Linked DNA regions of Homo sapiens: region 2 is linked to region 1. A link is a loop called in an ENCODE intact Hi-C map of the cell type or tissue named here. Cell type or tissue: GM12878. All regions are shown on one strand. Links, peaks and the distances in the headings refer to the core of each region. The heading gives the core; the rest is flanking DNA. Region 1 has its middle 9.3 kb from the start of KIF14. Region 2 holds the start of GPR25 (G protein-coupled receptor 25).

Region 1 (15,407 bases), core at 11,249-13,748:
TACAGGTGGGTGCCACCACACTCAGCTAATTTTTGTATTTTTAGTAGAGATGGGGTTTCACCATGTTGGCCAGGCTGGTCTCGGACTCTTGACCTTAGTGAGCCACCAGCCTCGGCCTCCCAAAGTGCTGGGATTATAGGCGTAAGCCACCACTCCCAGCCAAAGTGTCATGATTTTTATGACATTTTACACAATTAAGTAGTTTATGACTTTCATGAATGCAAAAATATAAATACAGAAAATTCCTAATTGAAATAGCATTTTATATAAATGTGCGTGTATGCGTCTACATACACACTAACACACAGAAATTATCTTTGGAAGGATAGTAAAAAGGCAAATGTGGTAGCCTATGGAGAGGAGACAGCTGGGAGATGTTCACTATATGTCCTTTTAAAATAATGAGCAGATTTCATATTCATTTACTTATGGATAAATAAATATTCAATTTCCTTTAAATTCTTTTGGATTTGAGGGTGAAGAAAAAGTGTGGAAGTTTGTGTGTGTGTTTTAGTATAAGTAGTTATACTTTAATTTTATTTATGGAGAAAGATAGCATTGTGTTAAGAAATTAGTTTGTAGCCTGAGCAACATAGCGAGACCCTGTCTTTACAAAAAATTAAAAAATCAGCTGGGTGTGGTGGAATGTACCTATAGTCCTAGCCACTCAGCAGGTTGAGGTTGGGAGGATCGCTTGAGCCCAGGAGGTCAAGGCTGCAGTGAGCTGTTTGAACAATTGCACCCCAGCCTGGGTGATAGAGCAGGACCCTATCACAAAAAAAGGAAAAAGAGAGAGAAAGAGAGAAAGGAAGGAAGGAAGGAAGAAAGGAAGGAAGGGAGGAAGGGAGGGAAGGAAGGAAAGAAAGAAAGGGAGAGATAGAGGGAGAGAGAGAGAAAAGAAAGAAAGAAAGAGAAAGAAAAAGAAAAATTAGTTTGTATACTTGAACTTTCATTAATAGATATTAAATAGTACATGTAAAATTATAAATCATTCAAACCTCTAGAAAATTAAATAATTGGCTGGGCGCGGTGGCTCATGCCTGTAATCCCAGCACTTTGGGAGGCCGAGGCAGGTGGATCACCTGATGTCAGGAGTTCGAGACCAGCCTGGCCAACATGGTGAAACCCTGTCTCTACTAAAAATACAAAAATCAGCTGGGCCTGGTGGCGCCTGCCTGTAATCCCAGCTACTCAGGAGGCTGCGGCAGGAGAATTGCTTGAACTCAGGAGGCAGAGCCAAGATCTCACCACTGCACTCCAGCCTGGGCAACCAAGCAAGACTCTGGCTCAAAAAAAAAAAAAAAAAGAAAAGAAAAAGAAAATTAAAATGATTTACCTTAATGTTGTTGGAGAGGTATTGGGTGATGATGCATTTCTGACTTTTTTTTAAAAATGAGAGATCATTGTAAATGATTCAAGGATTCATATGAGGTTTAAAGAAAGACCCAGACTAAAGGTGTCCTGGGCACATCAATCCAGGAACTGAGGAATCAGTAGTGGCTCCAAGGTGAAGAAGGTCTGATAGCTCAGATTTCTCCTGCCATCCTCTCCTAGCATTCAGTGTGTACTGAAGATAATAGGTTCTGACTGAGCTGTATGCTTCCTTTTAAGAAAATCTGTAAAGTAGGATTCTCTGGATTTCAATTTCCTGTATGTGTAATTGAAGCTTCCATAGCTTTTCTTGATTAATCTTTGAGTATGGTTTTAATCTTGGATACATAGTACTTTCAAATAACTAATTAAGTTGTTGATCTCCATTTTGTTTTGCAAAAACATTGGTTTTTCCTGTTTAAGTTAGTAACCAAAAGCCTAGATAGCCTTTGTGAGACCAGTGAACTCAATAGATTTGTTTTTTTAAAAAAAAGAAAATACAGATGGCCGGGTGCAGTGGCTCATGCCTGTAATCCTAGCACTTTGGGAGGCCAAGGCAGGTGGATCACGAGGTCACAGTTGGAGACCAGCCTGGCCAACATGGTGAAACCCTGTCTCTACTAAAAATACAAAAATTAGCTGGGCATGGTGGCGGGCGCCTGTAATCCCAGCTACTCGGGAGGCTGAGGCAGGAGAATCATTTGAACCTGGGAGGTGGAGGTTGCAGTGAGCTGAGATCGAGCCACTGCACTCCAGCCTGGGTGACAGGGCGAGACTCCGCCTCAAAAAAAAAACCAAAAAAAAATACAGACATCAGCCGGGCATGGTGGCTCACACCTGTAATCCCAGCATTTTGGAAGGCCAAAGCAGTGGGCAGATTGCTTGAGCTCAGGAGTTCAAGACCAGCCTGAGCAACATGGTGAAACCCCATCTCTACAAAAAATACAAAAATTAGCCAGGCATGGTGGCACACACCTGTAGTCCCAGCTACTCAGGAAGCTGAGGTGAGAGGATCACCTGAGCCTGGGAAGTTGAGGCTGCAGTGAGCTGAGATCATGCCACTGCACTCCAGCCTGGGTGACAGAGTGAGACTTGGTCTTAAATAAATAAATAAATAAAGGAGATACCTGCATCAGTTAGATGTATACCTATAATGACCACTTATTCCAATACCAAAATATGGACATAATCTTACAGAAGATTTGTTTTTCCTGATAGATAAGTGCATTTATATGATTAGTCTTTCACAGGTTTAAAATCAATCATATCAGTTATATATGTAGTAGATTGCCAAAAATCCAGGCCATATTATTGCTGCATAGGACTTGTGTAGATAGGCTATGATGGTGACATCTTCTGATATTCAGACCTTATGATCCTTAGTGACCATGATTAACATATGCAAAGGTCTTTTACAAAAAGTCAAATTTCTTTATAGATCTGAAAGTTTCAGACAGCTTTTGAAAGCAGAGTCCATGTCTCTGCAGCTTGCTTGAGCTTTCATTCTCATCTTTTCTAATCTCAAGAAAATGCTAGTCACCAGAGTATTCTGATTAACTGCATTTAATTTTTTAGTCTCTACAAAAGCTAACCAGGAGAAGGTAGAAGAGGTAGGGCTAGAGTTAGAGATAAAGGTTGGACACATGAGAGCAAGTTCACAGAGCTGCTGGGCAGTATGTGAACAGTGCCCCCTGGAGTTGTGCAATGAGGTGTCTGCAAGTTTTGGGGTGTTTGTGAGAATGCAAAGAGGTGAATGTTGTGATCGTAGTTAACCCCCCACAGCATTTGGCATCTTTGGCAGCAATGCAATGACTAGAAGCTAGGACAGCTAGGATTTGGTGCTTGGCTTCCTCCTGGCCTCTCTGAGCTCCTTGGTTACAGCCCTGTATCCCCTCACCATTTATATTCATAGTGCATCCTGGCCTGCTGAACATAGCACAGAACACTGGTGAGTCCCTGTAGTTGGTGGTGAGTGTGGGTGTGCATGGAAGGGCAGACATTTGGCAATAAGTAAGGGAAAAAGTGATGATATTTATCACGATTTCATGAGCATCAAGACTTCATTTTTGTGCTCATTAGGTCTTTATTTCACAAAAGGAAGCAAAATCTCATAAATAAATATAAAAATTTTTATTTGGTTGAAAGAGCAACAAAGTAGCCAGTTACCATAAAGTTTTATGCTTTGTTGGAGGAGCACTATTTTATTATTTCATTTAAAATAAGTATGCTAAATAGTAAAATGGTAATTATGAAAATGAAACTGTGAATTTCATAAAACTGTTAATAATAGCAAATAATCATCAGTTAAGTATTTAGGGGACCAGTTCCTATGCTTTTAACAATATGAAATGAAAATAACAATATAATTATTTTTAAAATAATGTAGTCAATGAAAGTAGAAGGTGAGTAAAGAAACAATCAAAGATCAAAGAAGGTAAGACCATAAAGCAATGAACCAAACTAAATGAGGATGACTGATACTCTTTTTGATTAGTTTTTTTACTAACACTAATAGTTAGGGAAAAACAAAAATATATGGTTAGATGGAGCTGCAATGGACTGATGAAGGTTGAAGTAATTGCACTCTCTTAAATAGTCTCTGGTTATTATCCACAATTTAAAGCTACTGGAGAAGCTAATGATTAAATTACTTCTAAGACAATAGACTTAGAATTCCTTTCTTACTAGTTAATAGACACAGTTTCTCTGACAAATGAAAAGGAGCTATTGTAGATCAGAAATCATTTAGTGATTCTTTAAGGAGCAAGATAATAGCTCAAACTTTTAAACTGTTTAACAAAGGTAATGAATAACACTGCTGTAACATTTCCTGGGTATCAGACAGTGTTCTAACTCCTTTTTTTTAAATTTTTTAATTTTTGAGATGGAGGCTTTCTCTGTCACCCAGGCTGGAGTGCAGTGGCACAATCTCCATTCACTGCAACCTCTGCCTCCCAGATTCAGGCGATTCTCCTGCCTCAGCCTCCCAAGTAGCTGGGACTACAGGCGCATGCCACCATGCCCAGCTATCTTTTGTATTTTCAGTAGAGACGGGGTTTTGCCATGTTGGCCAGGCTGGTCTCAAACTCCTGACCTCATGTGATCCACCTGCCTCAGCCTCCCAAATTGCTGGGATTACAGGTGTGAGCCACTGCGCCTGGCCTGTTCTGACTACTATTGATGAGTAATTTGTTTAATTCTGACAAAAGCTCTATGAAGTAGGTACAATTTTAAATCATCATTTTACAGATTTCAGAGGGGTTACCTAAGGTGCCCAAGGTAAGTGGCAGAGCCAGGATTCAGACTTAGGCAGTCTGGCCTTTGCACCTGTATACAGAACCACTTCCCTGTGCTGAGTTTTGGTAGAGATAGGACAACATATACATTCCTTCCTCTGTATTTTGGGTATTCCCATTTCTTCTGAAAGCAGGCACTGTATCCTCTGTCCAAAAACAAAACATCTGGGGCCAGACAGATCACCTGGCCACTTTTCCCTAGAGAGGGAAAGTATGAATGTGCATGAGCCATTGGCAGCCCACAGACCCATTGGCGGGCTAGGACCAGAGCCCAAGCCTTTGGACATCTTCCATGACATTATTCTGCCTACTTTGTTAGTCCTCAGAATCCCTAGAACATATCTGTGCTAGGCTCTCAGTAACTGCTTAGAGAACTATTTATATAGTATATAACACAATAAAAATAAAACCTATTTAGAACATTTATATATTATTAAAATTTATATAAAGTAACATAATAAAACACTATAAATAACATAGTGTTTCATTTTTAAATTTTTAGATTTATAGTCATTAAAAAGAAAGCGAAATTCTGTAATACTTGGCAATATATAAAAAGCATCCTTAAAACTGAATTCAAAATTTTTTTTTTTTTTTAGATGGAGTTTTCACTCTTATTCCCCAGGCTGGAGTGCAGTGGCATGATCTCAGCTCACTGCAACCTCTGCCTGCCAGGTTCAAGCGATTCTCCTGCCTCAGCCTCCCGAGTAGCTGGGATTACAGGCACACGCCACACCACCACACCTGGCTAATTTTTTGTTTTTAGTAGAGACAGAGTTTTGCCATGTTGGCCAGTCTGGTCTCGAACTCCTCACCTCAAGTGATCCACCTGCCTAGGCCTCCTAAAGTCCTGGGATTACAGGCGTGAGCCACCGCGCCTGGCCAAAAATTGAATACTGGATTGATTGATTTTTTTCCCCTAAAATATTAGGAAGATAATAGTTATGGACACTTGATCTAGGTTTTCTCATTCTCTTTGTTGATATATAATTCAGAAATTTATAAATATTAAACTCTCGGTTGTGACAAATTAGATTACTACTCAGCAAATAGCCATTTCCTTTTTCCTGCACCTTCTTGCTCCACTGACTTTGGGCTTGGCCAATGGAATGAAAGCAAATGTGTTAAGAGCAGAGGTTTTAAATGATCTTGCTCCATGTAGCCACTGCCCCTTCAATCTGATCCCAGAAAGACACATGAAGTCGACCTGAACCTCACAAGCAGCCTGAAATAGAGCCACCCCAGCCAACTATCGGACCTATGACCAAGGAAGTGAATGCTTATTGGAAGCCATTGAAATTTTGGAGGTGTTTGTTATGCAGCATTATTGCAGCAGAAACTGGACTACCATGGAAATCTTTATAGTGGTAGAAAAAGGAAGTCACGTTTACTAACAACTTACATGTGCCAACTGGTTTATATTCATTAACCCACATAATCCTTACAACAACATCATGTAGTAGGAACTATTACTATCCCATTTTACAGATGAGAAGACTGAGGCACAGAGGGGTTAAGTAACTTGCCCAAGATTGCATTCCAGGCATAGTAAAACATGGATTTAAGTCCAAGTCTATATAATTATAAAACTTGTGCCTTTTTCCCACTACTACCTCATATAAGTTTGCATGATTCTTTGTTTTATTATATTATTATTATTTTTTGAGACAGAGTTTCACTCTGTTGCCCAGGCTGGAGTGCAGTAGTCTGATTATGGCTCACTGCAGCCTCCACCTCCCAGGCTCAAGCGATCCTCCCACCTCAGCCACCTGAGTAGCTTGAACTACAGGTGCATAGTACCACACCTGGCTAAGTTTTTTATTTTTATTTTTTGTAAAAACAGGGTCTGACTATGTTGCCCAGGCTGGTCTCAAACTCCTTGCCTCAAGCGATCCCCCACTTTTAGCTTTAGTGCTGGGATTACAGGCATGAGCCACCATGCCTGGCCCTACATGATTCTTTGAATCCCAGGTATAAAACAAGAATTTTTGAAATAAAAATTATGGCCGGGAGCCATGGCTCATGCCTGTAATCCCAGCACTTTGGGAGGCCGAAGCGGGCAGATCACGAGGTCAGGAGTTCGAGATCAGCCTGGCCAACACAGTGAAACCCTGTCTCTACTGAAAATACAAAAATTAGCCTGGTATGGTGGTGCGCATCCGTAATCACAGCTACTCAGTCAGGAGGCTGAGGCAGGAGAATCTCTTGAACCTGGGAGGCGGAGGTTGCAGTGAGCTGAGATTGCGCCACTGCACTCCAGCCTGGCGATAAAGCGAGACTCCGTCTCAAAAAATAAATAAATAAATAAATAAAAATAAAATAAAATAAAATAAAACTTATTTAAAATAATACACAAATCAGTATTATTATTCCAACAATAATAAAATATTTAAAAGGAAAATAACACCAAAGAGAAGATGAAACATTTGATTCTACATGTTCAATGTTAAACATTATAAGAATAGAGACTCGTTGCAATTGGAACAAGCTATTAGAATTCAGACACCAGTAGCTATATCTGAGGAGTTAAAATGTTTCTTCGTGGGCATTATTAAAAACCAAATAAACCTGGAAGGGCTGTTTTCAAGTTTCTAGCAACAAGAAACAGAGGGTTTATTCTATTCTGTAATTCTTGTGACAAACTGTACCTACTTGTCTTGAGAGTTACTCATGCTTTTGTTCATCCAGACAGGCCTCGGGTCAGAACCGGCTCAGCAAATGACCCAGATGCTGTGGTAGACAAAGTCTGTGACATATGGTTTCTGCCCTCAAAAGACTTAAAGTTTCACTGGGAAGCCCAGAAGTAGGTTGAAGCATATTGGGTTGCTCTTCAAGCTGCTCCCGTTTATTTTTGGTGGAGGGTGATAGTGGAAGGCAAAGTGCGCAAGCTACGGGAGATGCTGACCCCAAGGGGCCCTTTCTTCAGTTTTCCCTCAGCTGCCACTGCAGATCTTTTTCACTCTTTTCAGAGGCAGTGAGAGAACAGGTCTGTTTGCATTCCTTGCTGTCCAGTCCTACGGGGCGGGTAAAAAAAGAGAAAGATGGGGCAGCAGGGACCCTGGCTTTCCAAGGACTGTGACCATTTTGCCTCATAGCTCTTCACACCTTGGCAGTGGATGGAGAGCCAAAATAACCTTGGCACCTTCCCCTCCTTGTTCCGTGCCCATCTCCCTTCGTGCAGTGCCATCCTCTCCTCCACCTGGAGGCTGGCGCTCTCCTGCTGTGGTCTGACTGCCCAAACCCAGGCCCCTCCTCCAGGCCTGCTTTCCTCATCAGCCCCAGTGCCCCATACCATGTCCTCCGATTCCTCATGACTAAAGTTTGCTCTCACTCCCATCAGAATGTCTCTGATGAGTTCATTCATACTGCGACTTTGGCAAAATGGCTTCCTTTATTTTTTTTCTTGTTTTTGTTTTTTTTCTTGAAGGAACAATTAAATGTCCTATTTGGATAAATCATAAATGGTGGGATTTCAGGAACCAAGAAATATGAAATGATAATGGCTAAATGTATAATACTATGTGTCAGGCAAATGTACTATCTCATTGAATCCTCATAACAATGCAGTGAGATAGGCACTATTATTAGGTCAGTTTTACAGATGAGGAAACTGAGGCACAGAGAAGTTAATTCAGTTGCCAAAAGCCATGCAGCTAATAAGCGGTGAAGCTGGAATTCAAGCCCAGGCAATGTGCCCTGGAGCCTCACCCTTAACATCTACGTGAAAGAGGCAAGAGATATTTCTGGTGTGAGTGTTTTCATGGCAGCCCACAGACCATATCTCTTGGGTGACACTGTGCCATCCAAAGCCTGACCAAAGTCCTGAGATCAAATCCTAAGTGATGAACATTGCCTAACGCTGTCTACTTGAGGAGAATGAGTACAGACAATGATGAAAGCCAAGGAACCCTGGTTCTAGAATGTACCTGACATTATTTTGTTCAACCCCATCAGTTCCCACATGAAGAAATAGAATCAAAGAAGTTTAACTGATTTGACTGGGTCTCCTGACACTTGTTCTGTGACCTGAAAGTGCCAGCCAGTCACCTTCCTCTTCCCCACCCCCACCATAAAATCACTATGCCAAATTATATTGATCCTCAACCTCAAAATGTCTGTCACAGCAATTGCCTTGTTTCTGCCCTGATGCCAGTCAGGTTGCTCATTACCTCACACTTGTCCCAGTACCTTCTCTGACCTCCCTGCCTGTGTCTCTTTCCCCACCCCTCTCTATTTCTCATAACCATGCACAACTGTCTGCTGATGTTCCTCAAAGCCTAGCTTTTACCTTGAATGCAAACCTAGGGTACAAAGGCCTGGATTCAAATCCTGATTTACCATTCTGTCACTGAAGAGACTCAGCCATTGTGGTTAAACACAAAAACAGGTGAGGTGAGACCACAGATGTTTAAAAGCTCAGCTCGCATCACTGAACGGGACAGAGGCATCAACCTACAGCATTGGGCCAAAGTAGCAACCTCAATAAGTCAAAATCAGTACTGAGAGACATGTGAGTTATGAAACCCAGCAGTCTTATCTTTGTTGTGAGCACAGTCGGGAGTGGGGAGAAAGACGGCCACATGGAGGGGGTGGGCGGGATGGTGGGGAGAAAGGGAATCCCCACATCCGCTGCCTATTGCACTTCTCAATGAAAACGTCACCCCTCCCTAGAAGTAGAAGCAGAAATGAAACTTTAGCCAGAGCTAAGGGTTATAGCAGGGCAGGAAGACCTGAATTAGGAGAAAACTCTGTCTATGAATATGACATAGACAGAATATGAAAGAGTCCCCTCTTTACAACTCCAAGGCACTGAGTAGAGACAGCGAGGGAGCTTAGCTCAGAGGAGCCAGGATCAGGCAGCCTGCATTCAGGTGCACACCTACCACCCCAGAAAAGCAGGACCTCTGTCCTCAGTGTGCCATTCTAATTACTCCACACTATGTACCTTTAAAACAAAGGGAGCATGGAGTTTACTGTGTCCTGAGGTAGGAAGCTAAGTTTACAGATGAATCTGTGATGAAGGAGTATCAGTTGCTACATTCTAGGAATGGACCAGATTACTAAAGATTTAAACAGTTTAGGGAAATGGGCAGAAATGAGGCTAATGAAATTCACTCTCACAAAGCTGGAAGGTCATGCATCAAAGTAGTATCCATGAGACATTTAAATGGAGCCCTAATAGGTAGAATTGCAGAAAATAATGAGGAAAGAGCCCTAGGGCTAGATAATAATATCATCAACAGTCTAGTTGCAAACAGGGGATTTCCTTGTAGAGCAAAGTAATAGTTCCTCTCTGTAAATGGTTTCTCACATCTCATTTAGAATCCTGGGTGCAATCCTGGGCTTGTAGCTACCCAGAAACTGAGAATTGTGTTAAAAAGGGAACAAAAGAGAAAAAAGGAAAGGTTGGTCTGGGACTCAGGAACATGCTATATAATATTTTTTAAAGGCATTTTTTTAACCTCTTCTCGAGCTGAGTACAAAAAAAAAATCATTCCTTAAACTGTGGTTCAGCGGTCATGAGTATCAAATAAGGGTCCCCGCAATTATTTTATCTATCTATGTATTAATTTATTTACAGATGGGATCATGCTCTGTTGCCCAGGCTAGAGTGCAGTGGTGTGATCATATGTCACTGCAGCTTCCACTTCCTGGCCTCAAGCGATCCTTCTGCCTCAGCCTCCCAAAGTCTTGGGGATTACAGGCTTGAGCTACTGTGCCTGGCCCACACAATTCTTTTTATGTCTTTGGCCTCACCCTTTTGCTGACTTGGCACTTTTCACGGGCATATACTTTTGAGGTAAGACTTCAAATTATAGGGAGAGAGTGGGGGGTTTTAAGCTGAGAGAAAGGAAGTGGAATAATTTTGAAGTTAGCATTAATTTCAGTACATCAGGTACATATAAAATCAGGTTATTGTAGAACCATCAGTTCAGGATAAGTTCCAACTTCATGAAATCAGAAACGCTTCAAACCACAGCCCTTTGCCAGCAGAGATCAACAAAAGACCAGATCAAAGGCCAGAAAGGCCATGGAGTTTGTGGCCAGAGAGACATCAGGAGATGTGGGGATTCCAGCCCTTTTCATCCAGTTAGAATGCAATTCTCTTATGATATTTAATACATTTTGAATCCACATCCTAAGACCCTGCTATCTCTTTCCTGTATGCAATGAGAGAAAGGGAGAGAGAGAGACCCCTTAGACCTGTGCCATCCAATATTGTGGCTATCAGGCACTTAAAATGTGGCTGGTCTTGTAAATGCTGTGAAGTGTAAAAATTTAACTGAATGCCTGAAAGAATGTAAAATATCTGAATTTTTTTTTTCCCGAGACAGTCTTGCTCTGTTGCCCAGGCTGGAGTGCAATGGTGCTATCTCGGCTCACTGCAACCTCCGCCTCCTGGGTTCAAGCAATCTCGTGCCTCAGCCTCCTGAGTAGCTGGGATTACAGATGCACACCATCACCCCCGGCTAATTTTTGTATTTTTAGTAGAGACAGGTTTCACCATGTTGACCAGGCTGGTCTCGAACTCCTGACCTCGTGATCCACCCGCCTCGGCCTCCCAAAGTGCTAGGACTACAGGCATGAGCCACCGTGCCCGGCCATGAACATTTTTTTAATGTTGATTATGTATTGAAATGATAATATTTCTGATGTATTGGGTTAAATAAATTATTAAAATCAGCCAGGTGCAGTGTCACACTCCTGTAACCCCAGCACTTTAGGAGGCCAAGTCAGGAGGATTGCTTAAGCCCAGGAGTTCGAGACCAGCCTGGACAACATAGGGAGATCCACATCTCTATAAAAAAAAAAAGATTAATTAAATAAAATAAATTGTCCCTTCTCTTTCTACTTTTCTTAAAGTGGGTACTAGAAGGTTTAAAATTCACATGTAGCTCACACTATCTTGCACAGTCCTGCTTTAGACTTCCAGACAGTGGAATAAATTATAGGATAGCAGTTTGCATTGCCCTTGTTAAATTTCTGGGATAAGGGAGAAAACTGATAAAATGAGAGTTTGTTTTCATTTTCTTTTTTCAGGAATATAATATCAAATTGCTCAGGCCCAATTGCTGTCAGTTGGAGTGGATGTTTGGGTTTAATGAATGCTTGTAGTACAGAAACTTATTAATAATATTTAAAGAAATACAGCTGGGAGAAATACAGGACACAGTGAATGGGCTCATTCTTTGGCATAATTTCATGTGAATTAAATGAAACCCATAAAGTCCACATAAACCTACACCATGGCTTGCAGAAACACTGTTTATCACAGAAGACAGAAAAATGCCATCATTTATTCATCTTTGTATGCTAGAGGAAACTGAGAAAATGTTAGTCCAAATAGAACACTCAACTCTCTGTTGTACCCCAGACTGTTGTATCTGAAAAAGAAAAAAAAAAAAAAAAGAGCAGAACTCTTTCTGATGGTAGATGTTTTTTTCCCCTGAGTGAATCAGAGAACAGCCTGTGGTCTAAACCAAAAAAAAAAAAAAAAAAAAAAAAAAAAACCTTATGTAAACGGGTAAAGACATGTGGATGGGTGTGGAATTATTCATGAAGCTACAACACTGAAGAAAAACTCCCCTCTCTCCCCTCTAGAAAGACTGAGATGATGTATAATTCTTGCAATCCAGGTGGCTTCTTACTTGACAGTTGCCCTTTTATACCCACGAACATGAGAAGCAATTACTTGACACAATCTTTTTTATGCTGTTTTTTAAATTAGAAAATTGATTTATGTGAATACACAAACTAAAAATTGATTATAAAAACAACTAAACATGTGTCATTCTAGGCAATTCTAGGCAGCCTAGACACTGCTAGTATTGACATGTACCACCGAAAAGAAATGAGATTATGAACTATTTTGGGGTTAGTACAGACAGCTGAGTGATTTGTACATACTCAACATTCTTATTGAGATCACCTAATACCTCTCTGTAAATTTGTTGAAAAGTAAGTGACTTGAAGCTTTTCATTATCCATTTTAGGAAAATACCTACAAGTCTACTTGGAGGAATCCCCAGCATTTTCAACAGGATGTCAGAATGACCTTGGGCTATGTTGGCAAAGCACAATGGGAAGAAGACAACCAATTGAAGGTCAAACTAGGCCTTAAAAAAAATTGTTCTTCCTAAATGAAACTTTATGTAAGACCCAAGCTTCCTTTATGTAAAAATAGGATACTCACTAGGCTTTGGGGCTGACAATGGTTTTTAAATCTTGCTAATCTTCCCTGGAATGAAACCAGCATGACTCAAAGAGAAAAAGAGAGTCTATAATATTTTCTAATCCCTGAGTTCTTTTCTTTATATATTAAAAAGGATTACTAGGCTGGGTGTGGTGGCTCACGCCTGTAATCCCAGCACTTTGGGAGGCCGAGGGGAGTGGATCACCTGAGTTCGAGACCAGCCTAACCAACATGGAGAAACCCTGTCTCTACTAAAAATACAAAATTAGCCAGGCGTGGTGGCGCATGCCTGTAATCCCAGCTACTCAGGAGGCTGCGGCAGGAGAATTGCTTGAACTCGGGAGGCAGAGCCAAGATCGCACCACTGCACTCCAGCCTGGGCAACAAGAGTGAAACTCTGTCTCAAAATAATATTAATGATAATAATAATAATAATAATAGGGATTACTTGCATAATTGTTCTTTTAAAATTATTGGCAGTATTGCTGAATGTATTTAGATTTTTTCACCAAGTGACAACAACTGAATTCATAAAGATTCATCAACAAGACCTGATAAAAAAAAATGTAAGCATATTATAGTGGATACTTCCAAGACTCTTGGTCTAACATGTATTAGAAAGCAGAAGGAGCCCAGGCACAGGGGCTCCCGCCGGTAATCCCAAAGCTTTGGGAAGCCAAGGCAGGTGGATCGCTTGAGCTCAGGAGTTAGAGACCAGCCTGGGCAACATGGTGAAATCCCGTCACCACAAAAAAATGCAAAAATTAACTGGGCGTGGTGGCATGCACCTGTAGTCCCAGCTACTCTGGAGGCTGAGGTGAGGGGAATCACCTGAGCCGGGGGAATCACCTGAGCCCAGGGAAGTTGAGGCTGCTGTGAGCCATGGTCATGACACTGCCCTCCAGCCTGGACAACAGATTGAGACCCTGTCTCAAAAAAAAAAAAAAAAAAAGAAAAAAGAAAAGAAAGAAAAAGAAAATTAGGGCCGGGCGCGGTGGCTCACGCCTGTAATCCCAACACTTTGGGAGGCCGAGGCGGGTGGATCACGAGGTCAGGAGATCGAGATCATCCTGGCTAACATGGTGAAACCCTGTCTCTACTAAAAATACAAAAAATTAGCCAGGCGTGGTGGCGCATGCCTATAGTCCCAGCTGCTCAGGAGGCTGAGGCAGGAGAATGGCGTGAACCCGGGAGGCAGAGCTTGCTGTGAGCCAAGATGGCGCCACTGCACTCTAGCCTGGGCGACAGAGCAAGACTCCGTCTCAAAATAATAATAATAATAATAATAAAAATAAAAAAAAGAAAATTAGAAGGAAAATACAAAATATGACAGATTTTAAAATACCTTTAGGTTCATGCAGTTTGTTTAACTCTTGTCCTTATTATAAAGCCATAGACATTTGAGATCCAGAAAGAATCTGTAAAAACTGTTGTACAGGGTAGTGGTACAGAGCACAGGAAATGGTGTTTAATTTCCTGAGTTCTGAACCTAACTCTGTGACCCAGTAGTTGTATAATGTCAGGCAAGCTATTTAACTCCTTGGAAACCCACTTTCCCTCATGTGTAAAACAGCGATAATCATAATACCTATCTTATAAGGTTATGGAGTTAGGTTATTTATCTTGCACAAAGAAAGGACTCAATCCTTGCTGGTTATGATGATTTAATCCAGCACTTTCGTTTCACAAGCGAGGGATCTACAGTAAGGAGACTTATCTCTGGTCTCACCATTAGGTTGAGACAGATCCTCAGCTAGAATCCAAAGTGCTCTTACCACTTTTCCACAACTTTTGCTTTGTCCTTTGCATTTTAAAATTATTAATTTCCTATTGCACCTTTTCGTTATAGACCCCAAGTGCAACTAGATACAAACACCAGGAAAATACATACCACATTTTAATAATTTAAAAATTGTGAAATTTGCTAAATTGTAATAGATTTAATCTTAGGCCGGGCGCAGTGGCTCACGCCTGTAATCCCAGCACTTTGGGGGGCTGAGGTAGGTGGATCACCTAAGGTCGAGAGTTCGAGACCAGCTTGACCAACATGGAGAAACCCCTTCTCTACTAAAAATACAAAATTAGCTGGGGTTGTGGTGCACGCCTGTAATCCCATCTACTCGGGAGGCTGAGGCAGGAGAATCGCTTGAACCTGGGAGACGGACGTTGCGGTGAGCCAAGATCAAGCCATTGCACTCCAGCCTGGGCAACTAGAGCGAAACTCCGTCTCAAAAAAAAAAAATTTAATCTTAAGAGATCATTAATTAGCATGAGTTAATCATTTTTCTTTAAATCTTACATAATCCAGAAAGCTTCAAACGTGCCAGTTTTACTTCGACTCTTTCCACGTTTTCTTTCTGTTTGTCTCCCTCTGGTGGATTTAAAAAAATACTTGCTTTATTCTATTTATGAGCTTATTTTCCTTTTAAAATTGAAAAAGGTCTTTATGTCTTCTGTCATGTTTAATATATATTTCCAGTTACATTTTATTTTTATTATTTTGAATTATACATATGTTTAAAATTTTTATGTATTTGAGTTTGTCT
Region 2 (15,407 bases), core at 6,786-9,285, 240 kb before region 1:
ACTACTGTGTTGAGTTTTGTCTCACCCAGTGTACGACCCGCCTCCTGATATGCATTTCACTCCCACTGCTCAAGCAAAGACGGTTGTCAAGACAGGGCTAGCAAGAGTGTTTATTGAGAAAGATGAATTCACAGAGATTTTGAGGTTCCTGGCTGAGTGATGGAGACCTCAAAAAACGCCTGGTGAGCGATTTCAGGACCTTCTGTCCAGAGGGAAAGACCAGAACAACTTCCAGGTGAGTCCTGCCGCTTCACAGGGGGAGAAGTGTCACCAGATTCAATGCAAGGGTTTTGTGAGTGAGAAGGGCAGGGGGTCTGACTTGGAGAAGGTATTTCTCTGAAAGCAACGGCTATTGTGGGAGACGGGAGAAAGCACAGCCAGAAATCAGAATGGCATTTGGGGGTCTGGGTTAGATATTCTGGTGGGTTCTCTTCCCGATGGGACAGAGAAGGAAACCCACTTCCCTTCTGTCTACTTGGTGAATCTGCGGGTCTCCGAGTTGCTGTCTGCTACATCTCATAGCACCTATCTTGGACTGGACAAAATTAGCTCAGGTACCCTGCAGGCTGAGAGGGAACAGCTAGTCACAGGAGCCTGGTTTAGGGGAGTTCAATTGTTCTGAGGTTCCGGGGAAACCGATGGAGGAGGCCTTGGGAGTCCAGGCAGCGCGCGAGGAAATGCGATGCCGGCCCGAGCAGCTTGCTGCCGCCAGAACAGGCGCGTCTGGGGAGCTCAGTCCCCTCCGGGACCTCTGGCCTCCTCTCGATGCTCCGCTGCCGCCCACCTCCAGCGGCCCGGGGCAGCTACCAGGAGGCCGAGGCAGTGTTCGCGGCCTGGGCCCGGCAACGGAACACGGAACTGTCGTCCCTGGAGAGCGAGGAGGCTGAGCTGATCCTTCGCGCCAGGCGGCCGGTGCGCCCGCAGGCCCCGTCCAGCGCCCGGGCTCGGAATGAGCGGTCCAGCAGGAGGTAGATGAGCGGGTTGGCGCAGCTGTTGACGAAGGCCAGGCAGGTGGCAATGGTGAGGCCCCAGCGCAGCGCCAGCAGCAGGGGGCACGGCAGCGGCAGCGCCCCCAGACGCGCCAGGTGGAAGACGGCCCGCAGGGCGCTGAAGGGCAGCCAGGAGCCCACAAACGTGCTCTCGATGGCGAAGATGATGCGCAGCGAGTTCCTCCGGGCCCGACCCACGTGCGGCGGCCGTCGCAGGCGGCGCGAGATGCGGCAGTAGCAGAAGAGGGTGACGACCAGGGGCAGCACGAAGGTCAGCAGCAGCAGCAGCAAGCTGAGGCCCTGGAAGGCGTGGGAGGGCTCCTCGCCGCACTGGCTGTCCTGGCCCCCAGGCAGGGGCTGCAACCCCCGGTAGACCAGGGAGGGCAGGCCGGCCAGCAGCGCCACGGCCCAGACGCCGCAGCACGAGGCCAGCGCGCAGCGCGGGGTGCGCAGTGGCCTCGCCTCGAGCAGCTTCACCACGGCCAGGTAGCGGTCCACGCTCATGCCCGCCAGCAGCAGCGCGCCCGCGCAGCGCGTGCCCGCCAGCGCGAAGCTGCTGAGCTTGCAGAGGCCATCGCCGAACGGCCAGCGGCCGCCTAGCGCCGCCGCCGCGGCCCACAGCGGCAGCGTGAGCACGAAGCCCAGGTCAGCTGCCGCCAGGTGCAGCACGAAGGTATCCACCAGCCGCCGCGGGCCCCGCCGCCCGGCCAGCAGCCACACCACAAAGGCGTTGCCCAGCAGGCCCACGGCGAAGGCCGCCAGGTAGAGCGCGGGGATGTAGACGTAGCCGTAGGGCAGGTCCCCGGCCGGACACAGCTCCAGCTCCTCCAGGCCGTCCAACCCCGAGTAGTCCCAGGGCGCTGACCCCGGGCTGGGGCTCCAGGGCTCTGTGGGGGCCATGGCCTGGCTATGAGGCCTGCGCGGAGTGCAGCCCTGGGCGCAGGCGGCAGCAGCTCTGAGCAGGAGGGGGTTTGCTCTTCACGCCCGGCCCTGCACCTCCCTTCCTGCCACCCAAGCCGGAGGCAAATGGGTGGGCAGGAAAGAGGGGAGGGAGGAGGGGATGGGGTGGGAGGGGCAGGCTTCTGTGAGAGAGATGGTGGCCTCCGATTTGGGGCTGACCCGAGGGGTAAGGGCAGGGACAGGCAAAAGGGGCTTCACATCTAAATCTTGGGAGGAAAAGTCTTCAGGGCTGGGAGACCTGCCCGGCCTCCCAGTAGGAGCGTGGCCCATTCCTCTATTAGTTGCTCAGTTTCTTTGTTCGTGAAATCGGGATACTTGCCCCACTGTCTCAGGGTCGCGTTGCAAGAGGTGGTGGGTGCCCGAGAGCCCTAACCTCTTCTCAGCCTCCACTTCACCCCTTCCCACCTGCACCCACCGGCTGCTGTCTTCTCTGTTTTAGAGGTGAGAAGACAGAGCCCCGGGATTTTATGAGTATGGGGCCTAAGGCACGCCCCACCCCAAATCCACCTGTTCCCTAGGAAAGACTCCACTGCCGGGACACAGCAGATCTGGGTGGGTGGGGGAGCCCGCCCTGGGCAGTCAAGCAGTTGTTAGCGTCCTGAGATGTGGGGCTCATGTCTTCACCCTATGAGTGGCTTCTCTGACCCAGTCAGGTCCTCATGAAGCCACGCGAAAGGGTTTTAAGGCAGCGAGGAAGGGGTGTAGTCAGATCATCCTGCTGGAAAGGGGTGAAACCTGGGATTCACATCTGCCTCTTCCCTGTCTTCTCCTATCCTAAAAAACCTGTCAAGCCAGACACAGATGTAAGCTCAGTTCAAAAGATGACACCTAATGAAACACCAGATTAGTTGTCCTAAATTATGAGTCAGGAGCTTGGAGGCAGCAAGATCCCTTCTGAACTGAGAAACTGAGAGTAAGGGGAGGATTCATAAAGACGAGGGGGAATGAAGTCTGACCCTGAGGAGGCAGTGGGACCTAAGGAGGAGAGGATGGGTGAGGGAAAGCTTGCTCTTTCTCCTGAAGGAGGCATGCAGCCACTTACATCTGAATTCTTCTTAGCAGATATCCCTTCCACAAGATATTGTGGTAGAACTGATGTCACAGTGCCCTCTGAGTCTGTCCCCAGTGTTCCCAGGTATGAGTGGCTGATGTGCCGGGCAACCCGGTGTGGAAAATTTGAGGTGGATTATCAATTTTGTTCGATTAAGACTTGTTAACAATGAACTCCTCCATGAAGCAGGCACTGTTTCAGGCACTGCAAGAGATGCCATTCTTGGCCTTCGCAGTTTGTTGCATAGGCAGGAGAGATGGTTACATAAGCAGAATCTTATGTAATCTTATGCAGGGGCCAAATTGTAGTAAATGTTAAAAACCAAGCCCTCTTAGGGTTTAGTGGAGGGGGAGTGATTATTTTTGACGGGAGGGCTGAATCAGAAAAGGCCTTCGAGGAGATGACACTTGAGATCAGTCCCAGGAAGGAGCTGAAAGTCAAATAAGAGCAGCAGAAAAGAGAAGAAAGGGTCAGACTCGGAGGAGGGAGTAAAGGGAACAAGTATACCAAAATGAGTAGGAATGTGGGCTTTTCAGGGGACAAGCAGTCTGCCAGAGCCCAGGGTAGGAAGGTGGGGGCAGGAGATGAAGCAGGAAAGGATCATGAGGGGATTTGGATTTCAATCTATAGGTCATGGGGAGCCAGGAGGCATCGATCTGTGTTTTGAAAAGATCGCTGGCAGAACTATGGAGAAGGGAGAGGCTCAAGCCAGGGAGACCCCATAGTAGGTTGTAATTATTTGTGTCTGAAATAGATCATGAGCAGTGGGGACAGAAATGGGAGGGTATATTCAAGAGATAATTGTAACATCATAGGTCTCACAAAGAGGAGTCAAAGATAAGCCTGGGGTTTCTCTGCTTAGGGACTATATGGACGCTGTCCCCTTAACTGCCAAGAACACAGAGAGGCACATGTGTGTATGTGTTCAGTTTGATGTTGAAGTGGGGTCATGAAATAATTTATCATCTAACCAGGATGTTTCTGAGAGTGAAAGGGGCACTATCAGAATTAACCTGGGCCGTAAACCAGGACTATTTTGGGCAAACTGGGACATAAGGTCACCCTCGCTCAGGGTCCCTCTGGCACACGGAGATCCCCAGGAAGGATTTGGAAAATGGTCTTAGAGGCCGGGCGCAGTGGCTCACATCTAATCCCAGCACTTTGGGAGGCCGAGGTGGGTAGATCACTTCAAGTCAGGAGCTCGAGACCAGCCTGGCCAACATGGTGAAACCCTGTCTCTACTAAAAATGCAAAAATTAGCCGGGCACGGTACGCGCAAGTCCCAGCTACTCAGGAGGCTGAGGTGGGAGAATCGCTTGAACCCAGGAGCAAAGGTTGCAGTGAGCTGAGATCAAGCCACTGCACTCCAGCCTGGGTGAAAGAGCGAGACTCCATCTCAAAAAGAAAATGGTCCTAGAGCTCACAGAGGGTTGGGTATGCAGTGTTTAGGCTGCTCCTGTCAAGAATTTCTCCCACACCAATTACAAGATGGGCAGGGAAGAGAAGAGCCTAGGGAATGAATGGTCTGGACCTTCCCTTCACTGGCTTTTCAGCCTCCGGGCTTGGTTTTCCCCTGAAGACCCACCCCAGAGCCGCTTTTCTAATGTCTGAGCATGTGGTTGCTGGTGAGCGGTGCCCACATCCGGGGTGGAGTAGGGGGCTGCAGCCTCCTCCCCTAGAAGGCTAGCAGGGGCAGTGCTTGCCTGCCAGAGCCCAGAGACCATCAGAGACAGACCCAGTGTTGCTGGACTTCACCCCTTCAGGCACACCTCAGTCTGCGGGCTCAGAGAGTGTGAGTGATCCTGAAAGCTAGAGATGAACAGCAGAGAAGCCGCCGGGTGAAAACAAAGAATGGGGCAAGCAGACCAAGAGGGGAATATAGGAAGGGGGTTGAGGGGAAGTAGAAGTAGGTTATTTTAAAAATCACAGAGCTACTTGCTTCCTGGGCCATCATCTCATACCCAAGGGAAGTCTGTGGCCCAGAGCATATGCTGAATTTTCTCTGCTGAGGCCTGGGTGCTGTCCATGGGCCTTACTGAACTTGTCTGGATGAGAAGAAACAGCAAAGGTCAGAGCCAGGGACACTGCCTTAGGCCCGGTCTCCTGGGGTGCCCAGCCCGGTTTCAGTGACCAAGGCCAACTTCACAAGACTGCTCTTTCACCCTTCAGGAGGACTCCCCACAGGATTACACACAAGTCAACTAATAGAAACACTCACCCTTACAGGCTGGGAATCCTGGCCATGCTCTCTAACAGGTGTGGACAAAGCAGAAGAAGTCTTCCCTCTTCCTCCATCCCACCCCTGGGAGCCTTCTCTAACCTCCATCCCTAAGAGGACTTCCTCTCTCTGCACTGCTGGAGCCAGGGCAACTGTTACGTGGCTCCGTCTTGCCTTGCCCATGGGATTATGAACTTCTCAGGGCGAGGGGGAGCTTCTTTCTACTCATCAGGGTGATTAGCACAAGCCTGAAAACAGAGGAGATACTTTAAATAAATATCCAATGCTTCGGGCTAAATTGTTTTCGAGAGTAGGTTTATTTCTGCCCCTTTACAGGTTATATTTAAGTTCTTATAACTTATTTTTTCTAATTTTAATTTTTCTGTACAAAGAATCTTAACATTTTAAGTAAATTGTATTTGCCTTTTTATGTTTAATCATAAAAGCCATCTAATACATTACAGAATAAAGAAGTAGTCGTCATCTTGGACCTGCTACCCCTACACAACCAAACTTAGCCAGTGAAGGACATTTTCAAAAGTATTTATTTGTAATCTCATTATTTTTAGATTTTCTATTTTTAAATATTCCATTTCAGATATTCTTCACATTTTTTACACAGGTGTTTCAAAGTCGTATCTGTAATTAGAGTGTACACAGTATTCTCAATTAATATCATATAAATCCACATGAGTCTATGTTGCTTAATTTTCTAAACCCTTAAATATGGATATTTAGGATGTTTCTAGTATTTTTAACTGTTATAGAAATTTGTAATGAATAATTGCACTTATGACTTTTTTATATTGTTTTTATAACATAAATGCTCTTGTATAAGTACATATAAATATGTATTTATATACATATAAATATGTACAAATATAACATATTTATATAAATATGTATAAATATAACATTTATATAAATATGTTGTAAAACACGTTATAAATACAAATTTTGTAACAAAGGCAATGAAAATTTTTATTGCTTGATACAAATGTTTACAGTGATTAGCAGTTTAGAATGTCACTGGCATTGTATGAGAGTATAAGGTTCAACACAGTCTTCTTAGAGATGTTCATCGGTAACATATATTTTCCATTGTAATAGGCAGTGAGGTAAAATGGTACCTCATTTCAATTTGCACTTGTTTATAAATAAGATGGAAAATCTATTTATTTCCTAAGTGAACCATTCTAATCATGTCCTTCACATATTTATTATAATCTATGTATTTCTTATTAATTTGTACAAACTATATATTTAGGATGAGTCATGATTTATTCCACTTGATTCAAATATTTTTCCAAATTCTTTTCTTAGCTATTATTTATTTTAGTTTGACATTTTCATATAGTCAAATTTGTTGCTATTAGCAATTTCAGAGTTTAGAATGTTACTTTCTCTTTGACAATGTAAGAAGATTCAGTCTGTCATTAAAAAATAATTTTCATTAGTATTTTAAAATTTACCTGGTGTGTAATCGATGTTTTCATATTTCTATCCAGCTTTCCTAACATCATTTATTAAATTTAAAATATATATTTTTAAAACCTTGCTCTGTGTTGTGACATAGAATTTATTATATGCATTTCTTTTTTTTATTATATGCATTTCTTTTTTTTTTTTTTTAATAGACAGGGGCTTGTTCTGTTGCCCAGGCTGCAGTGTAGCCCAGTGTGATCATAGCTCACTGCAGCCTCAAATTCTTCAGCTCAGGCAATCCTCCTGCATCAGCCTCCTGAGAAGCTGGGACTACAGGTGCACAGCACCATGCCTGGCTAATGTTATTTTTTACCTTTTGTAGAGACACAGTTTCATTATATTGCCCAGGCTGATCTCAAATTCCTGGCTTCAAGCGATCCTCTCACCTTGGCCTCCCAAAATGCTGGGATTACAAGTGTGAGCCACTGTGCCCGGCCAATATCAATTTCTTATATGTCATTTTGTCTGTTTCTGATCAGTGAACACGCAGATCAGATTATTAGTGGTCAGAGTCCAGGTTAAATGTCAGCTTTATAACTTGATAGCTGTGTGATCTTGGGCTCCAGTTTCCACATCTTAAAATAGGCATGATAGTATCTACCCGATAGGGGTGTTGTGAAGATCAAATGAGGCACCCTTTGTGGAAGGTGCTGCCCATGCTGGGTCGGAGCTCATGGGCTCACTCCGTTCCCTGGCTGGCAGCATCGTGAAGAATGGCTCTAGTTTCTGGTGGTCCTGCTGCTAGACTCAGCTGCTTGCGCTGCTTCTCCTACCCTCCAGGTCACAGTGCTTTCTTTCCACATAGTGGGTGGTAAGTAAATGTTTTGGGGATTGGATTGGGAATCTATAAAGAGAGACTCCCAAGATTTGACTCTTCAAGATTTGACCACCACAGTGTCTGGTGCCTGGTATTATCCTAATGGTGATTTCTACAAGGTGACAGTCTGGATGCTGCAGAGAAACTGCTGACAGGACCCAAGCACAGACAGGTGGCCTTATGCCAAGTCAGTTGCGGATGACGGAGAGGTTAACAGTAACTTGAGTCCTGAGTGTGAGGAAAATCTTGCAAAGCCACATCTCTTTGTTTTTACAACCTCTCTCGATAAACACTGAACTGGGAATGGGGAGTCCTCTATTTTATTCACTATTACTGACTGGCTACCAAGATGAGGTTTCCCATAGACCACATAGCCCTGAGGCCGTGTGTGTGAGTGGGGTGGGGGGCGGGGGGCGGGGAGGGTGGTAGGGACAGGGTATTAGAGGACAGAAGACAGTAATAGCTCTTGCCCCTACCCTGCACCCTCAACATCTAAGGGAGGGCTGGCACACACCAGATGAGGAGCCCCACCCTGGATGCCAGAGGCCCTGCAGAATGTTTCAGATGTTCATTTACTTCAGAAACTTTCAGGTACTAAATACGGGGTAGCTGGGAAAGGGCATCATCTGAGTTAGACATGAGACTCGGCTTCAGCCCACACTGCTAAGGAGATGACTCAATGTGAAAGCCTTGTGGCCTGCAGCTGTGTGATTGTCCCAGGGCCCCCCATCTACCCCGGACATCATTGATGCCTCTTAGGGGACATGGGGGAGGGGGTCAGGGAAGGGAGGGGAGGCTGGAGGAGAAGAGTGTAGCTTTCAAGGAAAGTGAGACTCCTTTCTTCCACTGCAGGTTCCTGTAGCTCGAACGTTTTTTAAAGGTAAAAAAAAAACCATCAGAAACTTAAAAGACAAGCAATAGGGACATCCCCAATATAAAAATGGCCCCAGAATTTGTTTGGAAAGAAAGTAACGTTTTCTCTTTGTAGCAATTATTCTGCCCACAGGAGCTTCTAACCTATGATTTGCCATTACTTTTCAGTGATTTCACAGAGAGTTAGTGTAAATTTCCAAGTATTTGCAGGAGGAATTTGGCAGCATTCCCTTGGCATTGGTAGAGGGTCCCTCTACAGTGCTGTGATCCTGCTACTGATCAGTGAAACCAATTCTTTTTTTTTTTTGAGATGGAGTCCTGCTCTGTCACCCAGGCTAGGGTGCAGTGGTGCAATCTCGGCTCATTGCAGCCTCTGCCTCCTGGGTTCGAGTGATTCTCCTGCATCAGCCTCCTGAATAGCTGGGATTAGAGGCGTGCAACACCATGCCCAGCTAGTTTTTGTATTTTTAGTAGAGACAAGGCTTCACCATGCTGGCCAGACTGGTCTTGAACTCCTGACCTCAAGTGATCTGTCCACCTCAGCCTCCCAAAGTGCTGGGATTATAGGCGTGAGCCACTGCGCCCGGGCCAAAACCAATTCTTAATATCACATTTGATTCCAGTTGACTTTGTAAACAGCCCCTTCTTACTGTGGGGCAAGCACTGTTATTGGGTAATGTAACAGATACAAAGAATGTGACATGGTGCATCCTTACAGGAAGCTTACACATTATTGGAGATTAGCTATAATGTACAAATAACTTTGATATAAGGCAGATTGTGATATCCTGACTTCTATCAAGATTGAAGCAGGTCAGCTTTTCTGAAGAAAAAGGTCTGTGTATAGGAGCCGCCTGAAAAACAGGATCAAGACCTTTAGTGGTTCCAAGCACTGAACAGATTACCACCACCTCAACACCCCACCCCCATCCTCCCCGCAATTCAAAATAAAAACAATGTTGAACTTTTAAGATAAGTCTAAGAAAGTTAGATTTTGCAAGACACTTTGGAGGGTGAAATCGAATTAGGGTAAGACCACTTGAAGGTTCTTGCAGTTAGGCATAAGCTTTTGGTGCCTGGACTTGAAGCTGGTGGCAGCAGGGATGAGGAGCAGTTTCAAAGTAAAAATATTTGATAGGATTTGGTGGCTGTCTGTGCATGAGGCTGTCTTCTGTGTTAGACAAGGGATAAGACCTTTCAGTCTTGGTGGCTGGCTTTCAGGAAGGAGAGTTGCTTTTATAAGGAAGTTGTAAAATCAGGTTGACTTTTGGTTTTTAAACAGATTAAGTTGAGGATGACTTTGGAACTCCCAGGTGAAAATGTTGAGATGGCAGTTAGATGCATGAGTGGGCCCAGAGGAAGCTTTCAGGGCTGGAGATGTAGATTCTGAATGGAGGTGTCAGTCAAAGCTGATATTGAAGCCCTTCTTGGAAAGAGTGGAGACAGCAGAACATGAATAACTGAGCCTTGAGACTGGCCCATAATTTGTGAGAGGAGCTGGAGAGAGGTAAAAAGGAACAGTACATCATTGTGTCACGGTGACCAATAGGTCAGATTTTCAAGCTGCACCTGGGTCCTTTGAAATGGCATGAACCAGGGGGAGTCAGAGCAGAAAAGCCAACTTTGGGTTTGTATTTTGGGGGCAAAAATATCTATAGTAAGAAATGAAGGGTGACCTAGAAGAAATCAGAACATGTTTTGAATTTGATTTTGAATTTTGGGCCAGGACTGCATAGTCCTCCCTTCATGTATTCATTTGACGAATATTTATTGAATACCGATTGTGTTGAGACTATAAGGATAAAGAATCCAAGTACAAACTCATTTCGTAATGTATACAAAAATATCTGTACTTAGCCTCTGGCTAAGAAAGAGGATGCAGTTTAGTTAGTTTTGTTCTCATCATAAATGAGGACCTCAAGGCCCTATCAACAGAACTGATGTCTCTGCAATTCAAAATTCACTATTTATTTATTTTTTTAGAGATGGAGTCTCGCTCTGTTGCCCAGGCTGGAGTGCAGCAGAGCGATCTCAGCTAGCTGCAAGCTCCGCCTCCTGGGTTGACGCCATTCTTCTGCCTCAGCCTCCTGAGTAGCTAGGACTACAGGAGCCCGCCACCACACCCGGCTAAAGTTTTGTATTTTTAGTAGAGACGGGGTTTCACCGTGTTAACCAGGATGGTCTCGATCTCCTGACCTCGTGATCTGCCCGCCTCAGCCTCCCAAAGTGCTGGGATTACAGGCGTGAGCCACCGCGCCCGGCAAAATTCAGTATTTAAAGAATTAATGTGGTATCCTGTTGGCTGACAACGTAAGATAGTCTTTTTTTTTTTCCATACAGCAAGTCTTTTCATTTTTATTACTCAAAAAAGCTTCATTTTTTATTTAGCTTTCTGACTCTGCTTGTGCCTTCAACACTTTCACAACAATTTTCTGCTCCTTGATAAGGAAAGCACGCTTGATCCTGTCACAAACACATTTAGCACACATGGAACCAACATAGGCCCTGCTGACATGTTTCTTTGTTTTGGACAACCTCATAAGAACTTTAGGTCTTACAGCACAAACCCTTCAAAGTCTGCCTGGGCACACGCCACACGCAGATTTTGATGCTTTCCCAACCTTCTTGGTATAAAGGTAAACAATTCTATTACCAGGGGTTCGCGTAGTTTTGTTAGAGGCTGTATTGTAGGAAAGCCTATGACAGTATGTCAAATGCTGGACCATTCTGAGTGCCTGTAGACAAGTTCCCCAGGAAGAGCAGTCTTAAGTTCTTTATAGAGTTAGTTTTAGTAGAGTTAGTACCCTATAAAGTACATGAATTCTCTTGATGGACAAGAGGCTCTTACTGTTGACAAGACAAGGGCGCATCTGTCCTTTACTTTCGGTTCCATACCTCTAATACAGCACACGGTATATCCGTTGTTTGTAAAGGTCTAATGGCATCCACTTCAAGAGTTCCTTGATGGAAGAGAACTTACCTTTGTGACCTACCTAGCCCCTTTCATCTAATAACTGTTTCCTAGATAATTCTGATTAACCTATTATCAGAATTTGTTTTCACCACTTTTGCAGTTTTTCCATTCTCTCATCTTTATGAATCTAGATATTAAACAGCAGGTGAGCGTAACAGGCTGATTTTAGCTGTTGTGTTGATGATGGTTAACAGTCTTGGGCAAGAGAACAAAATCCACTTTAACCACAAGTTCTGAGTTTTCTACCAATGGTGAATACGTTATTAACTAGTAACAGCTGTGAGCCTTATTCTTATTCCACAACATGTACAACGCAGTGGGAAACTGTACCATATGGCACAGTAAGGGGATTTGAAACCAGAAGGCTTAGGTGCCACTTGTAATGCTGTCACTTACTAGCTTTGAGTCCCTGGGACAGCTACTAACCTTTTAAAGCCTCATCTTCCTCATCTGTAGAATGGAGACGTAAATGCTCACCTCCTCCCAGGCAGCAGTAAGTTAAAAGAGAAAGCAAAGCAAAGAATCTTTTAAATTATAAAGCAATTTTTTTTTTTTTTGAGACTGAGTCTCACTCTGTCACCCAGGTTGAAGTGCAGCAGCGCGATCTCGGGTTGAGAGCCACATTTCCTTTTCTATATAAACACACAAACCCTGAAGTATGAATAATAGGGTCGGCCAGGAATCACAGCAGCTGAATGTAACTGTGAAGTAGAGGTGCTGTAGACGATACTTGCCACCTGTGTTGGATGCCTCTAACACCTACTGAAGGCTGAATCACAGGTTCAATCACCTAAAACAACAGGTTGGGGTTAAGAAGAATCAAATGCATTAGTAGCCTAAGGTACCATGGTGGCTTTGCTTAATGTGTCCCCAAAAAAAAAAAAAAAAAAAAACCTTAGTGGGTCTTAAAACATTTCTTAATTTGCTTTTCACCTCTTTGATGGAAAATAATTGCCCCCTATTTTCCTGACATAAATAAGCCACTGTAGATGGAATAAAGTTATCTGATTTTAGCTGTTGTTGTGACACATATCACCACAGTGATTTAAACACATGTACAAAACTAATCTGTGTTGTCTAAGCATGTGGCCTTGAGTTGCTAGAAGACCTACATGCCCACAGGGGCAAAAAGGAAGTGACTGAAACTAGATTCTAGATCTCCTTATTTGAAGAGCAACTCTGACATACCAATCTGTGTACTTCCCCCACCCCCATCAAATTAGGCAAAATCATTAATATCTCATTTGTTTCTTTTGAGAAGATACCTATTTCTTAAGCATCTATATACTTCTAAGGGACGACAGAATTTCACACTCATTTTATAGATGTGTTTCTCCAATAGCCAATTCCTAGGTCATAACATTACAGCTACATTTCCTTTGCTGAATTTTATTATCATCTTTCTGTGTAGACAGATCATGAAATAAAGGTGTTTGTTCCTATTCACTACAGAATATTTTCCTCTGCCCTAGTTAAGAAGTATCAATTTCAGTCATAAGGCAACACATTCTTATTGTGTGGGGGCTCTAGGGTTTGTGTACACTTTTTTTTTTTTTTTTTTTTTTTTTGAGACACAGCCTCACTCTGTCACCCAGGCTGGACTGCAGAGGTGCGATCTTGGCTCACAGCAACCTCCGCCTCCTGGGTTCAAGCAATTTTTCTGCCTCATGTTCCTGAGTACCTGGGATTACAGGCGTATGCCACCATGCCTGGCTAATTTTTATTTTTTAGTAGAGACAGGGTTTCGCCGTGTTGGCCAGGCTGGTCTCAAAACTCCTGACCTCAAGTGATCTGCCTGCCTTGGCCTCCCGAAGTGCTGGGATTATAGGCATGAGCCACCACCATACCTGGCATTGTGTACATTTTTCTAATGTTGCCTGGGTCTTAGGGTTTTTTTTTTTTTTTTTTTTGAGACGGAGTCTCGCTCTGTCGCCCAGGCTGGAGTGCAGTGGTGCAATCTCGGCTCACTGCAAGCTCTGCCTCCCGGGTTCATGCCATTCTCCTGTCTCAGCCTCCCAAGTAGCTGTGACTACAGGTGCCCGCTACCAGGCCTGGCTAATTTTTTTTGTATTTTTAGTAGAGACGGGGTTTCACCATGTTAGCCAGGATGGTCTCGATCCCCTGACCTCGTGATCCGCCCACTTCGGCCTCCCAAAGTGCTGGGATTACAGGCGTGAGCCACCGCGCCCGGCCGGGTTAAATATTTTTATTTCTGAAAATTAAAGTACTGGAAATATTGTGGAAATATAGCTGTGCTCTGAAGTTACAGAACCTATCAAAAAGGTCCCAAGCTAGAAAACCACATTTATGTCTACTAACCAGATATTTCTTCAGGTATATAATTAGGCATGACGATTATTTTATAGTTTTGTTATCAGATCTCTTTTTTCTTAAAAAACACCTTTTTCTTTACTCTGTTCTGAGTAAGTAGAATCAGCAAAATCAAAGTGAAACTTACAAAATAATGGTCAAGAACTAGCTTCTCATGGCTACTCCAGATCAGTGAGTTCACTGGCCATTCAGTTTCAAAGACATAGAGCACTAGTTCTGGTACAATATAACTATCAATTCACCAAAAGATAGTGAATTAGTATGAGCAAGATTAACATAAGATAAGCACATTTATAAATCATACTATGTAGACCGTCTGTGCTAAGCATAGAAAGTTACCGACTTTTTAACATTGCCCTAAGTTAGTATTTTTAAAAGGCTAATTATTTCAAGTTGCCTGTTATGAATATTCAAGTTATTAAATTTAAACATAGGTTAGGGGATAGAAAAACTGTATGAGTTATCTCAAGTTCAAATAATTTTACCAAAAACTACATTTTATTCAAGAAACAGAAAAGGAGTCATTTGGTGCCATGCTTTTATTCAAATGAAAGGGGAAAAACTACACTGTACCAGGAAATAGCAAGTATGACAGTATTTTACAGCACAGCATCTTAAAAAACAAAAAACCTGTAAGCAATGCTCTAGAGTGGACAGGTAAGCACACCATACACTGTACATTGCTCAACAGTGTCCATGAAACCATAATTAAATAGCTGAATTTGGCTTTAAACAGCCAAATAAAACTGTAACAGTCATTCTAATACAAAACGGAAAAACCAAGAACTAAATCTTTCCAAAGCTGTGTCAAATAGCAGAATTTGACAGGCTGCACTGGTAACCACGACAAATGTTTGGCAAACTTAATGGAATAGTTATCATAATAATTTGACCTCTGATGATGAAAGCACCAGTGTGTTTCAGTAAGGTTGACGAAAATCCTCAGACTTTATGAAATGGCATATTTTTCAACTGTATAATTTTAAAAACATAATTAAAAAAAAGCTGCACCATAATAAAAAAATCTGCAGACTTAAAGAAATATATCCATATTCCTTCTGCATTAATAAAGTAAAATCTTATACTGAGAGCAATGAACTCTGTGGCAATATTCACATTCTACCTTTAGACCTTATAGACATTCAATTCAACTGTTGGACACACACAAATTTAAGAATAAAGGGTGGTCCTGTTTAGTTTTAAAGTTTCTCCATTGTCTTGCATCCAATTTTCTTTATTTAATAGCGAAGTAATATCACAAAGATTGCTTTGATGAGGGAAATTTAGTTAATATTGAAATGAACAAATTTAGTAACGTAAAATGCTTATTAAATTATCCTTTTGACTACTATTCACATTTTGATTAGATTCATTTATAATTTTTTAAACTAGTTTTAATCTAAACGTGTATTTGACTATCATTTCCTTCTAACTGTGATAGAAATTACTGTCCAAAAGGTAAAATGTGCAATTCCCCATTTTTAATATCCATATGTTATATACACAATATGTATACACTTAAAATATAAGAGTTACATATCCTGGTCTCTTACATGCAAACAGTAGATCACAAATAGTTTTGAGCTACACATGTATCTTGCACAGGTATTGGAAAAAAATCTGTGAAATTTTTTTACAGTTTTAACAAATATACATAAATATAAGAACATAAATTACAGTAAAATATTGACAGCATTTGAGAAAATGTT

Evidence for each region. Hi-C counts contacts between places; a loop is a spot of excess contacts. Peaks named below come from ENCODE experiments on the same cell type or tissue, not always from the same donor. Only the 100,000 strongest peaks of a DNase experiment are listed, where the experiment ranks them.
Region 2: a loop joins it to region 1, with 5 times the contacts of the local background. A loop is called at or near these places in 2 of 110 quality-filtered maps.

The regions. Positions count from the first base shown.
Region 1 is chr1:200,622,302-200,637,708 of GRCh38, reverse strand. No RefSeq gene overlaps it. Among named protein-coding and RNA genes, the nearest start is that of KIF14, 9.3 kb to the right of the region's middle. In GM12878, for the core only: no CTCF peak of the experiment used is centred there; DNase peaks (open chromatin) are centred at 12,198 and 12,768; H3K4me3 peaks cover 486 bases; H3K27ac peaks cover 1,660 bases.
Region 2 is chr1:200,859,520-200,874,926 of GRCh38, reverse strand. CAMSAP2 (calmodulin regulated spectrin associated protein family member 2) reads right to left here. Exons shown (of 17, transcript NM_203459.4): 17 at 14,223-15,407. GPR25 (G protein-coupled receptor 25) reads right to left here and starts at 1,946. Exons shown (of 1, transcript NM_005298.4): 1 at 749-1,946. The coding sequence starts at 1,889. The coding sequence ends at 804. It also overlaps the pseudogene RPL34P6. RefSeq lists enhancers at 1,252-1,894, 8,289-8,338 and a silencer at 7,949-7,998. In GM12878, for the core only: no CTCF peak of the experiment used is centred there; DNase peaks (open chromatin) are centred at 7,770, 8,176 and 8,456; H3K4me3 peaks cover 455 bases; H3K27ac peaks cover 1,596 bases.